Linked DNA regions of Mus musculus: region 2 is linked to region 1. A link is a loop called in an ENCODE intact Hi-C map of the cell type or tissue named here. Cell type or tissue: gastrocnemius. All regions are shown on one strand.

The links. A loop is a pair of places that touch in the nucleus more often than their neighbours do. Peaks named below come from ENCODE experiments on the same cell type or tissue, not always from the same donor. Only the 100,000 strongest peaks of a DNase experiment are listed, where the experiment ranks them.
Region 2: it touches region 1 in a loop (6-fold over the local background); 33 of 42 quality-filtered maps call a loop at or near these places.

What each region holds. Positions count from the first base shown.
Region 1 is chr6:121,528,804-121,536,803 of GRCm38, reverse strand. No RefSeq gene overlaps it. Among named protein-coding and RNA genes, the nearest start is that of Iqsec3, 59 kb to the right of the region's middle. In gastrocnemius, a CTCF peak has its summit at 3,726; a DNase peak (open chromatin) is centred at 3,711.
Region 2 is chr6:121,338,512-121,346,511 of GRCm38, reverse strand. It overlaps Slc6a12 (solute carrier family 6 (neurotransmitter transporter, betaine/GABA), member 12), which reads right to left and starts at 3,938. Exons shown (of 16, transcript NM_001381903.1): 1 at 3,896-3,938; 2 at 3,407-3,462. In gastrocnemius, no CTCF peak of the experiment used is centred here; no DNase peak of the experiment used is centred here.

The DNA of each region.
Region 1 (8,000 bases):
TATCTTTCCATTGGGGGAATTTGTATCAATAATAATCAGAGTTGTTATGGAAAGATGTGTATTTATTCTTGTCACTTTTTCCTGTTCTTGTGGCATTTTCTCAGATGTCTTTCTGTTACTGTTCTGGCTCTGTTGTTTGTTTTTTCTTCTCCTGTAACCTCTTAAGTGTGTATATCCTTCTCAGTATAGCACATTCCATCCAGTGCTCTCTGTACAGATGGCTTAGCTGTTGTAAATTCCTTTGATCTGTTCTTATCGTGGAAAATATTTATCTATCCTCTAATTATGATGGAGTGCCTTGCTAGGTATAATATCCTGATTACCACTTGTGGTCATTGAGAACTTGAAAACCATCTTTCCTCCTGGCATTAAAAGTGTCTATCAGAGAATTAGCTTTTATTTGTGTTGGCCTGCTTTTATGCATGACTCAGCCCTCCTCTCTCTCAGTTTTTAATGTGCTTTTCTTATTCTATATTCTTAGGGTTTTAACTACAATATGCTGTGAAGAGATTTTTCTTCTCTTGTATATTTTACATTTCATCTGTGTCCTGTACCTGGAAGGGGATCTCTTCCCCTAGAGTTGAGAACTTTTCTTCTCTGATGATTTGGCCTTTTCAAGGTACCCCCCAAAGTCCCAAAGTCCTAGCTCATTCGTTTTTAAAAATCTCTTCTTTATTTCATTCAACTATTTGTATTGGTTTTGTTTGTTTGATTGATTTTTTTTGTTTTTGGGTTTGTTTGGTTTTTTTAGTACATCCATGTCTATTATGAGTTATTTGAATGCATTTATGTGTGTCCTTTTGAACTTTTTTTCTGGAAGTTCTTCCTAGTGGTCCTCATTAGAAGCCATTGAGGTGGCAGTGGTAATTTTTGGAGGAGACAGGTCACTTTGGATTTTGTGTTGTTTATATTTATGAACCAAAGCTTACATGTCTGGAGTCAGTTTATTGGTTGGATTTTCCTTTTTCTGTCTTTTTTTTTTTAATCCTTTGAAAGTTTCACATTTGCATTGCCTTATTCTTCTGTTGCTGTGCAGAGACACCAAGGCCAGGGCAATTCTTATAGAAGAAAGTGTGTGATTGGGGCTGGCTTTGGGTTTTAGAGAGTTAGTCCATCACCATCATGGCAGGGATAGTGCTGGAGAAGTAGCTGAGCGCTTCATCCTAAGCCACAGACAGCTGCAGAGAGAGGGACAGTGGGCCTGGCATGGACTTTTAAAACCTCAAAGCCCTCCCCCAGGAATGCACCTCTTCCAACAAGAATACACTTACTCCAACAAAGCCATACCGCCTAATCCTTCCAAACAGTCCATCAACTAGAGACTAAGTGTGCAAATATGAGTCTATTGGGGGTATGCTTATTCAAACCACCACGTGTGTACAATATATCTTCATCATACCCACCTCTCACTCCTCCCTCTAACAACACCCCTCCCCCAGGTTCCTTTCTTCATAGCTCCTTTGTTGTTGTTGTTGTTGTTGTTGTTGTTGTTGTTGTTTTAAATCAAGTAAGGCATGAAAAATATGGTTTCTGTGAAGCTTATCATGGACCCCTACATGGAGAAGCTAACATGGTATCCACCTTGAGTTTGTGTGAACTTAGGCAGAGCTGAGAGGCAGGAGCAGGATAGCAGTGGCTGAGTTACTGTGGTGTGACTGGACTAGGGACATGGAGATAAACATTTTTAGTATCTTAGTTAGTCCTGGTCCCATTGTAAACCTTCTCTTTTGGAAGTGCCCCAGATTCCTGGATCAGGGTCAAGTCCTAGCCCTGGCTTGAAGGTCTTCATATACTCTTTATGGAAAGCAAAATCCAGAATGTTCTGAGACTATGTTATAATGACCAGCACCATAGAAAATCAGCATACAAAAACCAGTAGGTATTGTATATACCAATAATGAATAGAAAGACTCCACATCCGTGAATATGCAGAATAAATATTGCGACAATGGATGTACTCCTAAAACAATGTACTGATTCAATGCAACCTTTATCAAAATACTACTAATAATGTTCTTTACAAGTATAAAGAAACAGTCATATAACTCACATAGAAGCATCACAAACAGCCAAAACAATCCCGACAGAGAGCTGTGTTAGAAGCGTCGTAAGACCGGATTTTAAATTGCACTACACAGTCACGGTATCAAAATCTGTACAGTGCAGACTGGAACAGCCACACAGATCCAAGGAGGAGAACAGAAGACCCAGAAGAAGCCTCTCAGATGAAGACACCTGGCTTTTGGCAAAGGTGCAAAAGCACCTAGAGGAGAGACGGCTTCTTCAGAGAGCAGCGCTCAGACAACAGAATATCCTCAGGCAACGGAATGAAATTAGACACCTATCTCTCAGTCTACAAAAGCCAACTCAAAGCAGATCGAAGACTTTACTATGAGACCACTAGGTGGAAACACCTTGACACATAAGCACAAACTTCCCAAATAGGACTCCAACGTCTCCAGAAATTAAAGCAGATCTGCATGAAATTAAAAATAGATTATCCAGAGCAAAAACCAAAGTTAACAGAATTAACAGAGAGCCTTCAGAATGGGAGAAAGCATCCACTATGGGATTAATATATATGTAATATATAAGTAACTGAAAAAAAGCATCAAAAATAAATATTAAATAATCCAAATTAAAGCCGGGTGGTGGTGGCCCACGCCTTTAATCCCAGCACTTGGGAGGCAGAGGTAGGCGGATTTCTGAGTTCGAGACAAGCCTGGTCTACAGAGTGAGTTCCAGGACAGCCAAGGCTACACAGAGAAACCCTGTCTCGAAAAAAACAAAGCAAAGCAAAACAAAACAACAAAAAAAGCCAAATTAACCAGTGAATGCATCGAGCAGTCAGTTTTCAAAGTGCAGTGCCTAGGAACTCATATAAAATGTTGAATGTTCATAACTATCAGGGAATTGTAAGCCAGAATTGCATTAAGATTTCATTCTGTACCTATCAGTGACTGGTGATGGTAAGGCAGGAGGGGGAGGGACCTTGTACACCGCTGTTGAAATTGCAGATTAGTGAAGCTACGCGGAAACCCATAGGAAGCTTCCCCCCAAACTAAAGTAGAACTGCCTTGAGCCAGCTGTGCCTCTCCCGAGGCCATACGCAAGAGTCTAAGCCGGTATATCAGAGAGAGTCCTACAAACCTATGTTGCAACACAACTCACAAAAGGCAAGTCATAGAATCAGCATACAGGGTTTTATTCATCCACAAAGAATAAAATTATATCTTTTTCAAGAAAGTGGGTGAGACCAGCAGCAATCATTACATCGAGCAAAATAAGCCAGACTTTGGCAAATTTTGCTTGCTTTCTCTTATAAATGGGCTTAGGTTGCGTCTTGATTCTACCACTGTGTGCTTTGACTTACAAGTGCACTTTAGTTTCCTAGTGCAGACTGAGAGGCAGGAGACAGTACTGGCTGCCTCAGAGGGATGTCCCAGAAATGGGGTTTGCCTTAGATGGAAACTGCTCTCTTATATAACCCTTAGAAGGATCCACTGGAGACCCTTCACCTCTGGTTGCCTCATCCCCTGCCTCAGCTTGACCAGTCTCAAACTTATGCTCCCAAACCCACTTGGGCACTTTACCCATGTGCTGGAAGGATGCTGGATGGTGGCCCCACGCAGCTAATTCTTACCTAGCCTACCCTCCTGTACCCAGGTCTTGGGATAATAACAAAACAGGAAAATCTCAACACATGCAGCCCCAGAGATGTCCACTGAGTGGCGCTGCTGTACCATATCTCCCTGCCCTGCTCTTGTTTCAGGCTGTTCTGGTGATCCTCCTCCACCTGAGCTCACACTTCTCCCAAAGAAAGCCATTCCATAGTCCCAGATTTTAATGTAATGCCTTCTACTCCCGGTAATGCCTTCCTGCATCCAGTTCCAAGTTTTTCCCTCTTACAAATTTAAATTGTAGTATGTACGTTTTAGAAAATGTTATTTTCTTTATAGAAATCAGAGAATCAAATGGAAAAACAGATGGTAATTTCACACACAGAAGATTTGTCATTGTTATTATGTTTTATTTATCTTCCTATGCATCACCTTTACTTAAGAGTACGTTTTTTTTAATGCTATTATTATGTCATGCTATTATATTTTACACTCTTCCTTGTCTGCAAGTTTAGATTTATTCCACCGTGTCCCACTGTGATATATCCCAACTATCCAAGCGCATTTCACAGTCATTCTCATTTTGTTAGCAGTTTAGAACGTTGCTCCTTCTGCTTCTGTTGTTCATCATTCTATGATAACTGTGAACAGAGCGCTGCTGGGATTATTGTCTCCCTCTCCACGATGAAGAGTGCTGCATTGCTGTCAGGACTTTTGGACCCTCGGCCATGCTTCCTGGTCTCCATCCTCCTTATAGCTTTCTTCTCAGAGTACTAGGTTGCCCTTGATGCTGAAATCAGCTCAAACTTGGCTGGTAGGACCCCGCCCCCACTCCCTACCTCTGCCCCACCCCCACCCCAGCCAGCTTTAATAACACTGTGGATGGGTTCCCAGCTTCTTGGAATGCCCCTTTCTCATCTCCAGTGTAGGCCCACTCCCTTTCCAAGGTACTTCCTTGCCCTCCGTGGAGAAAATGTTCAGAAACATAGGTGACCTTGGCTCCTGGATTTACCGGGCATTTCGGTAGACAGGCCTGGGAAGTGCATATTCATAAGCACGCGTCTGTGTTGATATTTCTGAGTCAAATCCCAGAATTAATTCGACCTCGTCTTGCCTTTGTCTTGGCACAGCTGCGCGTAGACGGAGGATGTACACCTACTGATGAGGAAAGGATCTGGGACAGTCTGTTGCCAAGCAACCACGTGGCTTCTCACCACACTGACATTAAGGTGGTTGCTCTGCCCCTGCCCCACTACACTAAGTATAAATAAAAGTTACGACTGCTAACAACAACAAAAGCATCCTATGGAACTCATTTACCTCTTTCTCTTTTGTTCTTATAAGGTTAATAAAGCTATGAGCCAGGCAGTGGTGGCGCACGCCTTTAATCCCAGCACTTGGGAGGCAGAGACAAGCAGATTTCTGAGTTCGAGGCCAGCCTGGTCTACAGAGTGAGTTCCAGGACAGCTAGGGCTACACAGATAAACATTGTCAAGAAAGAAAGAAAGAGAGAGAGAGAGAGGGAGGGAGGGAGGAAAAGGTTATAAAGCTATGTAAAACCAGGATGCTGTCGTGCACTTGTGTTGTTAATCTGACACATGGCTAGGCATTAATTTGATGAGGGAGGGGCTTATTTTCAACTTCAGAGTTTCTTGTTTTCTGTAGGTTTAGTTCAGTTTTTCAAACATGTAAACATTCATAGGTTTCAAAAGTTAAATATATATTTAACATATATATTTATTTACATATATTATGTAATATTATTATGTAATAATTATATAATATATATTTAATACACACATATATGCATACATATATATACATATATGTATGCATACATATATATACATATATATGGAAGATACCTTCAGGGAAGCCTAGTGCCGCTGTCCCTCACAGACCATGGTTAGCCTCCAACTTCCGAGCACCTCCACGTGTACTTGCATATGCATGAAAAAGACTCTCCCAGGCTTTCTTCCATCTGTGAAGTTATCAGAAATCTAAAATTCTAATCCCTCTGGAAAACCTGTCATTCTTGGACTTTGTTGGTGGCTCCATGGCAGAATTTGACAGCCTTCGATGAGTTAGATATAGCTTTACTCTTGAACCCAGCAATCCTGAATCTAAAGTTCACCCAGAAGTTCCAACCCATAGATACCATCAACATGTACTCGGATTCTTCTTGGGAAGCTACTTGCTAGATAGGCAGGCTGTCCATCAAAGGTCGTGGGAGGCCTGAGCCCAGCTCCATCCACCAAAATGAGGAGACCAGGAGTAGTTAAGTGTGCTGGACAGAGGGACTGTCAGGACATGCAGGCAACCGATCACTAAGTGGTCAATGGTTCAGGGGTGACCAATGTCATAAAAAGGCAAAACAAAACCACTAGGGGAACAGGGCACTGGCTGTGTGGGCCCCAGGAACAAGATGTTGAAAGACAAATGGCATCTATTCTTGGAAAATCATTTCTTTGTCTTTTTCTTTTTTGGTCTTATGGAGTTATAAAGCTATCTTTGTCATTCTGAGGAACACTATTCACCTTAGAGAAAGGGTCTTATTGGCCCAGAGATCACCACTTAGGTAAGGCTATCTGGCCACCTAGCACAGGGGGCTCCTGTCTCTGCTGCCAACCCTGGGATTAGAAGTGTGCTCCACAATGCCCAGTATCTTCACCTGCACTCTGGGATCAAACTCAGGTCCTAGTGTTTGCAAGGCACGTGCTCTCTGGGGAGCCATCTCCACAGCCTCTAGGGAGTCTTAGTCAAAGGTTTGGACCAAGTCCCTGGCCATGCAGATCTTTGTAGAATCTCCACTCGTGACTTTCCTGCATAACCAGAGTTGAGCATCTTTGAGTCAAGTGTGCCAACTTTCTTTGCTGTTTAAATAAGGATGCCAACACCGCATGTCATTAACAGTCTCGTAGGTTGATTGATTTGTTGGCTGGCTCAAAAATGAGAGTTATTTTTCATTTTGTTTTGATTGATTTTTTAAGTCTTGATCTAGATAGCCCAGCTGGGTTGGAGCTTACTATGTAGTTTAGGTTGCGCTGCAACTCTCAATCCTCCAGTCTCCAATCCTCAAGTGTCCCTCCAGGTCTATGCTACTGTACTCAGGTAAAAAGGAGTTTTCTGTCTGCTAATTTGCCACCAGTCATTTCCTATTACGTGTGTCTGCTGCCTCCTAGCCCAGGCTTGCCCTTCCTCCCTCTTCTGAGGTGTCATAGGGTCGTGACTTACCTGGTTTGGGGGAGTAGTTGGAAGCTGAGTGAGTGGTGGGGTTTTCTTATGCTAAAGACCTGCGTCCAGTATAGGAAGAGCCATGTGCCTCCACTCTGGCCCTTGTGGTCTAGAACCAGATCTTACCTGCTTCTCTCTTGCTGTTCCCTACCATCTACATTTGATATGGCCAGGTGGATGAGGGTTGGGAATATCTCTCCCTAGGCTGGGAAATTTGGGGGCGAAGAGCCCGCATGAGACTCTGCTGTACAGAATGGTCTGGTCTACACTTCTATTTATCAGCTCCTCCCTGAGTCTTATCCAGTCATGTGATCTTCCTAACACTGTCCTGGGGCTAATTATATTTGATGTTAATTCTGTTCTCCTGAGAGGTGTTGTGAACAAGGAATGAGTCAGCACTCAAGTGGTTTCCTGTAAACCTGCTTCCCACCTTAATTTGTAAAATAAAGGAGAGTTGAGGATTGGGCAGATAAAGAGAAGGTGGGGCAGAAGGTGGAGAGAGAGAAGAAGGAGAAAATGGTAGAGGGAGAGGACACAGAGGAGGAGGAGGAAGAAGAAGAAAAGCAGAGCAGAAGCACATGCCCTGGAGAAACCGAAAGTTCTAAGGGGTCTCATAGATGTGGAAGATGATAGTGCAGCGGTAGATCTGCCCAATCTAGGTGCACAGCATGTAATCATATGAACTGTGTTGTGTTTTCATTGCCGGGGCATATTTGAGCTGGAGGATTACCGCAACACTGTCCTTGTCCCCATCTTTTGCCGCTGCCCTTCCAATCAGCAGATAAGATTGACAAACCAGAATAGGAAGCTGTCTTCGAGGGTTACAGCTAGCAGCCTTCCCACAATGCCCCTCCCCCCCCCCAAGTGCAGGGAATGCTGGTCGGTCCTGGCATCAAAGAGATCTGTCATTGCTGGCACAAGAGGAGTAGCATCCACCCAGACTCTTACTAAGGAAGGTCCTCCCATCCTCATCCCTTGGGTTCTTAGGTTAGTTTTCGGTAGCCCTCCAGGCATCACCGTAAGGACACAGCTTAGGAGAGCACACTGCTCTGTTCTCTGAGGTTGGTTATATCAGTCCTTGTCCCAGCAAGGGTACAGATCTCAGAGTACATCTTCAAAGACTCTCCTAGGATGTCAATTCCTTAA
Region 2 (8,000 bases), 190 kb after region 1:
GGCATCAGCTCCAGCTGTAGGCTTTCAAGGGAGGCCATTTCTATGTCTATCTGTCCCAAGAAACATAGAAGATCCTGGAGCCAGGAGGGGTCACTTGGATGGTGGTCATTTTAAGATGACCTCAAGATGCCAAGTGCCCGTCTCTTACAAGAACAGCCTGGCAGGGGCTGCCCACTGTGGCTGTTGCCATTTCCTTCCCCCTGCCCTCTAAAATGTACAGCCCTCCCCCGAAACTTCCATGGGCCACTGTCCCTTCTGTTTTCTGTCCCTTTTGTCTGTCACTTGCCAGGAGGTCAATTGTATCTGGAACCCACGCTAGCTTTCTCCTCCCTGCCTCCGTACAGCTGGTCACCTTGATGCTACTTCAGGCCTTCCTCCCAGGGAAATGCCAAGAAGGAGGTGCCTAGACCTTCGGGGAAGCCCTGTCCATTGGTCCTCACCTCCAGGGACACTCAGGGAATCAAATGACCAGGCCTAGCATGTACCCTATACTCCTCCAGGACACAAGGGAGTCTTTTTATGAAGGAAGACTCTATGTTTATTTGTTGGTCCTTTTAACCCAGGCAACAGCCCAAGCCTGGGTCCGTTAGAAAGGCGTGGGCAGAAACCAGCTACAGTTGTGGAAAATTTTTGAAGGTGATTTGGAGGGTGCAGGCTATCCCAGGAATGAAAAAGCACGGCAGGGTGAGGTTCTGGTATTGGGATATTTTCAGTTTCTCACTGCCAGCTCTGGGCAGGAGAAGCATAAGGAGACACATAAGCTGGTGCAAACTCCAGGCTCCAGCACAGCCCCTTGGACACAAGAGAGAAAGATGAGGCAGGGAGGAAGGCTCCAGACTGCAGAAACAGAGCCAGCGGAGCAGTCAGTGAGGCTTGAACCCAGCCGGAAACTGTTGGCACCCTGCAGAGTGACCCCTTAATCACGTCCAAATGATAAATGACAAACAAATCAAGACCTAATGAATGAGCTGAAAACACTGTTGCAAAAGCACCAGACAGGAAGTCAAGTTCACTCAGACTTGCTAATTACAACAAGGAAAGGTCAACTTTTGAGTCATCACGGGACTAAAGACACAGGGTTTTTAATATCTGCTATCAAATCCCATCCTAACAGTCTCAGTACTGTTAGGCCTACGTTATTGATGAGGAAGCGAGGCTCAGGGATGGGGAGCAACACCTGACCCACAGCGCATGCTCAGTGCTCAGTTCAGTGGCTCTTCAAAGGCTGAGCCCAAAGAGCAGCTAGTAGGAAGGGCTCTTGCTTTGTGACTTAGGCAAATGATACCTCCTCAGTGAGCTTTAAATCTCCTAGAGAGAATGACCCTGTCTCCATTGGGTAGCGGCAGAAGGGGAGGATAAAGGTGAAGAGATGTGAAAAAGACCATATAGGTCGCCTTTGCTTGCTAAGCCATGGGATAGCGGGCTCGGCAAGCCCCACCCACGAGGAAGCCTGAGGGAACCTGCAGAAGACAAACCTTCCACTCCCCCCACCACTCGCAGCCATTGCAAGATGAACAGAGGGAGAGGGGATGATCTGGTGGGAAAAGGAGTAGATGAAGAATGCATGATGGGAAAGATGAGGGGGGAGGGGTCAGGGGAGCACACCCAGAACCCTGTCCAGGCCTGAGACTGAGGTTTATCAAGGAAAAGAAGGAAGAGCAGGACCTGAGAGTGTGAATAGCCATAGGCCATTTTATAATTTTCTATAAATAAATATAATAAGTATATTTATACAAATTATATTTCTATTTATATAAATATGCTAATATATAAACATTATTGATAATATTGATATGATATTATTATATAAATTTATATAAATATATAATGAAAATAAGAATAAATATAAATATAATTTTCTATAAATAAAAGATTGGGCATGGGGAGATGGATCAGCCGTTAAGAGCACTGGCTGCTCTTACAGAGGATCCAGGTTCCACTCTCATCACCCACATGGTGATTCATAACTGCCTGTAACTTCAGTCCCAGGGGACTCCTCTTCTGGCTCCCTCAGTCGCCAGACATGTAGTGTGCAGAGACACACACAAAACATTCAGACACATAAAAATAAACAAATAAAAATTCTTTAAAACGTTTTCGAGAGGAAGAGTGGAACCACAGAATAAAAACAAAGGCAGGCAAAAGGAGAGGTGGCTCAGAGCCACGGTGAGCAGGGAGGAGAGAGGGCTGAAACCACAGCACTGGACAGCTATGTTAGACTAGGGGAAGGAATGTCCAGGAGAACGTTAGCCGTACAAACACGCTGCACAGGGCCCCTTTTCTCTCTATTCTTCTTATGGGTCAGATAGTGAATATCATCTGCGTGAGAACTCCAGATCTCAGAATCGAAGCAGGACAGTAAAGTTCCAGCCCAGCCCAGCTCCACACCAACAGCAAATAAATTCAAAAACACAGCCTCGGCCCCCAGGGTCCCTCCCCCCCGCCCCACCTCTAGTCTGTTTGCTAGGAATGATTCTGTGACAGCAAGGACAACTCGTTCCCCTTCGCAAGCTCTGTTACCTCCACAGCTACAGATCTCCTCTGCAGGCTGTCCACCCGCTTTGCTAGGCTGAGCAAGGGGAAGGGGAGGGACTTCACCATACTTGGGTGCCCTTGAGCCAATCCTGGGTTCTGTCTTCAAAGGACCAGCAAGTACAGTCTTAACTCTCTCCTCAGGAGCTGGACAGATTAGATGGAAGCCCACTCTGGTTCTAGGAAACACCTCCAGAAACCCTCCCCGCCCCACATACTGCTAGGGTTCAACCCAGGCACCACCGCTCCCTTCCCTAAACGAAAGAGACCCAGTCCCACTTCAGCCCATACCCACATACCAGCACCCACCCCTGAACACACCGATGCCATTCCGTCACGTCCCTCTGCACACACATACCTGTGTGCATGGCCCCAAAGCCTGGCTGCTCGTAGCCCTTCACACCTGGTAGGCAGCTGCCCTCCACAGTGGCAGCCCACATCTTCTCCAGCTCCCTCTCCTCAGACCCAGTCCCACCCAAGCTGGTGCCCCGCTTTCTGCTCTAGCCCTAGCTGACCAAGAGGCAGGCGCCCCCAACCTGTGAAGGTAGTTCCAGATCCATCCACTCACCCTTCCTAGCTCTGAAAACTGACTGCCCTCCCCTGGCAGGCAGATGGCCCGCCTCCTCGGGGCCAGTTCCCCATCTGTGAACTCTCCTTACTTACTGGGGCTTGTCCCTGAGCAATTTCATTATGTGGCTAGTGAGGATGGCATCAGACTCCCTGTGGCCTCAGGGGACCGCAGCTCCCTGCTTCCTGCCCAGACACACAGTTCTGCTGGGTCTTGCCTCTGCCCTGAGCCTCAGCTCTCCAGACTCAGGGGTACAGAGGCTATGATAACCAGACTGCGCGCTCTGCGCATGCTCTTCCCACTCACCTGGTCTCTCAGCCCAGCTAGAACTCCTGCTCCAGAATGAGTAAGCGTCTCCAGACCTGGAAGAGGAATTCTCACCTTCAGTACTCCTGCTCCTCCCCCCCCCAACCCCCCCTCCCGCCACAGCCCCACCCACCCAGTGGTCCTGAGACGGATGGCCAGACCAGGGAAGGGGGGCTGTAGAAAGTGAAGGGACAAAATACCACAAGCAACAAGAGAGATTGAGAAGTCTATAAGCCTAGATTACACCATCCACCCTCAGGGAACGAAACCTCATGACCCTGTCTCTCTGTCCCCTCAGGGCCCCTCACTCCTGACTAGTGTCTTCCCAGTGGGCACTATCCAGAAGAAGCCCCCAGAACCTTGTTGAACAGCTGCCTCAGGCAGCCCTACCTCCCTGACCTCTCTCCTCCTGCTCCTGGCCCTTCGCCCTTATCCTCACCTCCACCCCAACTACCGGCTCCTTCTTAGGCAAGGTACAGCCCCTCTTACCAGAGCAGTGGGATGGGAGCCACCAACTTTCAGGCTGGACACTGAGGACCTTGGGAGGGGAGCTGGCCTCAGTGACGAGGGCATGGGAGGAGGGTGAATCACAGACTGGAGTTTTCCACCAAGTACCTGCAAAGCTCGAGACCTTCCCAGCCACTGCCTTCTCCTTGGGATTTTCCTAGAGAAGTCTCCAGAGCCTGCATATCCCAGGAAGGCAAATGCAAATAGGATCCAAGGTTCAGCCCACCCACCCAGACCCTTATCATGGTCTCCCAGCCAAGGAAGACTCTGAGCCTCAGTTTCCCGCTTTGGAAAGGTGGATAATGGGTGCTTTTCAAGGTTGCTGTGGAGGGTTAAAGTCAACATGGCTGTGCTGGGAAAATCACAGGTTCTTAAGGACAGTTGTCAGTATTTGTTGCAGGCTCCGGTGGGGGTTCTGGGATCCAGATACTCAGATTCTGCCCAGCACAGCACCACAAACCAAAGACTCCTCCGGAACAGCCTGGCGGCTGTCAAGTGTGCACACCCATGGGGAATGTGTGTGCCCTCAGCAATGATGGGAGGATTTTTCCAAAACAGGGTTCTCTGGGCAAGTCTTCACAGCATGGATACGAAAAAGCCTGTGGCCTCTGGAAACATCAAGATGTTTCTTCAATGCCGAGTGGGATGGAAACAGGGGAAGTTGTGGGGAGAAAGGGAAATTTCCCTTTGTGTGGACTTCCCCTTTATCTGCTAAAAAATGTCTTAACAGTGGAGGGTGTGAAGTGAGATTGGCGGTCTGTAATTTTCCATTGGCACCCCACTCACCATCCCTCAGGTCCCCCCTGGCCTCTGTTGCCCATCAAGGAAAACCAGAATGAGTCTGGCCTTTACAAGCTGGGGACCAGCTCTGGAGGGAAAAGAGTCACGGTCTGCCGCAAGCTGCCCACTTCTCACCCCCGTGCCCAGCTGGCATGGTGCAACCTGCCCTGCCTGCTGGGTCTGCTCTATGCCTGCACGCTGGGCCCACCATCATGACCTCCAGTACAGCAGTTCTCATCCTGTGCATTGTGACCTCTTTGTGGGTCACACATCAGATATCCTGCATATCAGATATCTACATTACGATTGATAACAGCAAAACTACAGTTACGAAGTGGCAATGAAAATAATGTTATGGTTAGGGGCGACCACAACATGAGGAACTGTGTTAAAGGGTCACAGCGTTAGGAAGGTTGAGAGACACACTGCTCTGCTGTTTCTTACACAGGAGATACCAGGGTCTACAAAAAACAAAAGAGCCGGCTTTGGCAGCCCTTCTGCCCAGTGAGTAAAGTCGGATTTTACCTAATCCTTCCATCTCTTTCCCCTGGCTACTTCAGACCCTTGTCTCCCTCTCTTAACATTGGTTCCCCCCCCCCCCAAATCAAGCTTGTCCCAATATTCATTTTCCCCCGCACCCTCCTGTTATCAGACCACTGGAAACTCAAGAAGCCAGAGATTGTGTCTTTGCAAGCATCTGCAAAGTACTGCAAAGAGAGGAAGAGCCACGAGCAGCCATCTTCTTCTGACCCCGTGCATACTCCTAGGTACCTGGCATGAAGCCTATTTTCTGAGCTCCTCGTTCAGGCTGGGTACACTATGTGTTGCCTCCATTAGGAGCCTTGAGGTGTGGATATGAGAAGACTCTGCCTGAGAAGAATTCTGGGGGTGACTAGAAGCAAAACACTTCACCTTGTGACCACATGCAGTAAATGAAGAAGCCGGCACTGGAACCTGTGCCCCTTGGTTCCGAGAGCTCCTTCCTCAGATCAGTTAACAGGTGGGAGTCTCATCTCGTGATTCTCCGCTGCTATTTTAGCATTTAAAATAGTGCTGCCTCCGAGCAGACCTATGGCCTGTATTGGATGGATGGATGGATGGATGGATGGATGGATGGATGGATGGATGGATGGGGAGAGAAAGAAAGGAAAGAGAGAGGGAGATGACAACCACTGCAGGAGAAACAATCATATCCATCCCTTTGCTTAGACAGCATACGCTGCTCTCTCAGAACCAGGGACTGAAGGGCCCCAGCCCCAGGGCCATTGGACCACAGGCTATTTGAGGCTACTTCTTCCTCATTCCCTAGCAAATTCACTTAGCTAAGTAAATGCGCATCCTTCTTCCTGAGACTAAGGGGTGGTATGCTGTCCTGGACACCTCCAGGGCTTTTCTGCTATGAGGAGAGCGACTGCTGGGGTGCAGCCACAGTAAATGGAAGTGTTTACCCAGAGTGCTTCCTGGGTGCCTGTTTCTGCTGGAGTCTGGTGAGGCTGTGGGGTAAGCAGTAGTTTTAGCATAGTTTAGAGGAGAAACAAGATCACAGAATAGTTTGCCTGTTATTGAATGTGAGGGTTGAGATCCAAAATAGGCTGCAAGCCTCTATTAAGAAGGTTGCCCAGGTGACCTGTGCTTATGTGCACACTGTCTAGGGATGGCCGGGGTTGTGAGATGTGCCTGGGTCTGAACCTTGGGCAGTTGAGTTCTCCAGGTAGCCTAGTGGGCTCAGGGATTAGTAAGTGCCTTCCTGGTGCCATGGGCATCTTCTCAGGTGCCAGTTTCCCCTATGCTTCTGCCTCCTGCACTCAGATTATCTCTCCTAGTGCTTGCCTGCCGACCTCTCTGTGTAGCCTCCCCTCCCTGCCTTGCTTTCTTTGGGGAACTGCAGGATCCAGTCTCTGCCCCATACAGATAGGGACACAGCTATCCTCAGTCCTTCACCTCACCTATGCCTCTACCTCAGCCAAAGCCAAACTCAAGTACCATAGCTCCCAACTCTGACTATAGCTAGGCTTGGTCGCTCACATCTATAATTTCAACACTTGGGAAGTTGAGGCAAGAGGATCTCTGTGAGTTCAAGGCCACCCTGAACTATATAGTGAGTTCAAGGACAGCCTGAGCTAAGACTGGGGTCCTGTTTCAAAACAAAACAAAGCAAAAACGAAACAGTGTTGACAGACTCTGAGCACACCAGCCACATTTCTCAAATCTCCATCATCTCCGCCTGTCAGCCAGCATTTATCTCCCTCGCTTGAACCCAAAACCGGACTAAAAGAATACTTGGGCCCCTGACTTCATTTGATCCCTGTCATAAAACTGTGTGGGCAGGATACATGGAGTTATCCACATCTGAAAATTGAATGTGAATTCCAAGGGGTTTCTACTGAGACAGTCCATGAAGCAGACACATCAGAGAAGCACCAACACGTGGTTTTCACACTGTAGATGCCACCATTTGGGACTCTGATAAGTGGGGCTCACATGACCATCACTGAGCCATCTCATTTCCTCAGCATATTTCTAAAACTCTGAGCAAATGAGTGGGCAGAGAGGCAGATCGCGTACGCTCAGAATTGCCTGCCAGGTTCCCTCCACCTTCTGTGACTCCCTCTCAAAGCCCCAAGTTCATTCAAGGAAACTGACACAGACATCGTGGCGCACACCTTTAATCCCAGCACTAGGGAGGCAGAGGCAAGTGGCTATCCTGCTCTACAAGGCAAGCTCCGGGCCAGCCAAGGCTAATAGTGAGACCCTGTATTAAGAGATAAAAGAAATGGGTTGAATTCTGCTTCTGCCCATGTTTGTAGTAAGTGCATTATAACCTTGTAGCCATAGGCGTTGTAGAAACACGGTCAGGTAGGTGAGGCGGTGAGCTGTGTAGAACCCTAGGCTTGGGCACATTAAACCTGCAATGCTGTGACCAAGCCTGTATCCACGGAGTAAATCACCTAGGAGAAAGAGTCCAGGCTCCCCACAGAGTCAGGAGGACCACTGTCCCTGATTTCTACAGACTCTTCCAACACAAGACTGGAAAACTGGCAAAGATTTCAAAACATTTCCCTTGAAACTGACATGTCACAAGCTGAAAAAACACCCGGGGTGGGGGCGGAGCCTGAACAGCTCAGAGAGTCATAGGACACTTAGTCACGTCATGCTGTCATGCCACAGCAGAGGACCCCAGGTGAACCTGCAGACTCAGGTAGACCTTTCCCTAGATGGGGAGAGAGTCATGTTTCATCCACTTCTACAGCACACAAACAGCAACTGGAGTTTCTCCCCACCCCCTTAGAGGCTGGTTGCTAAGGCA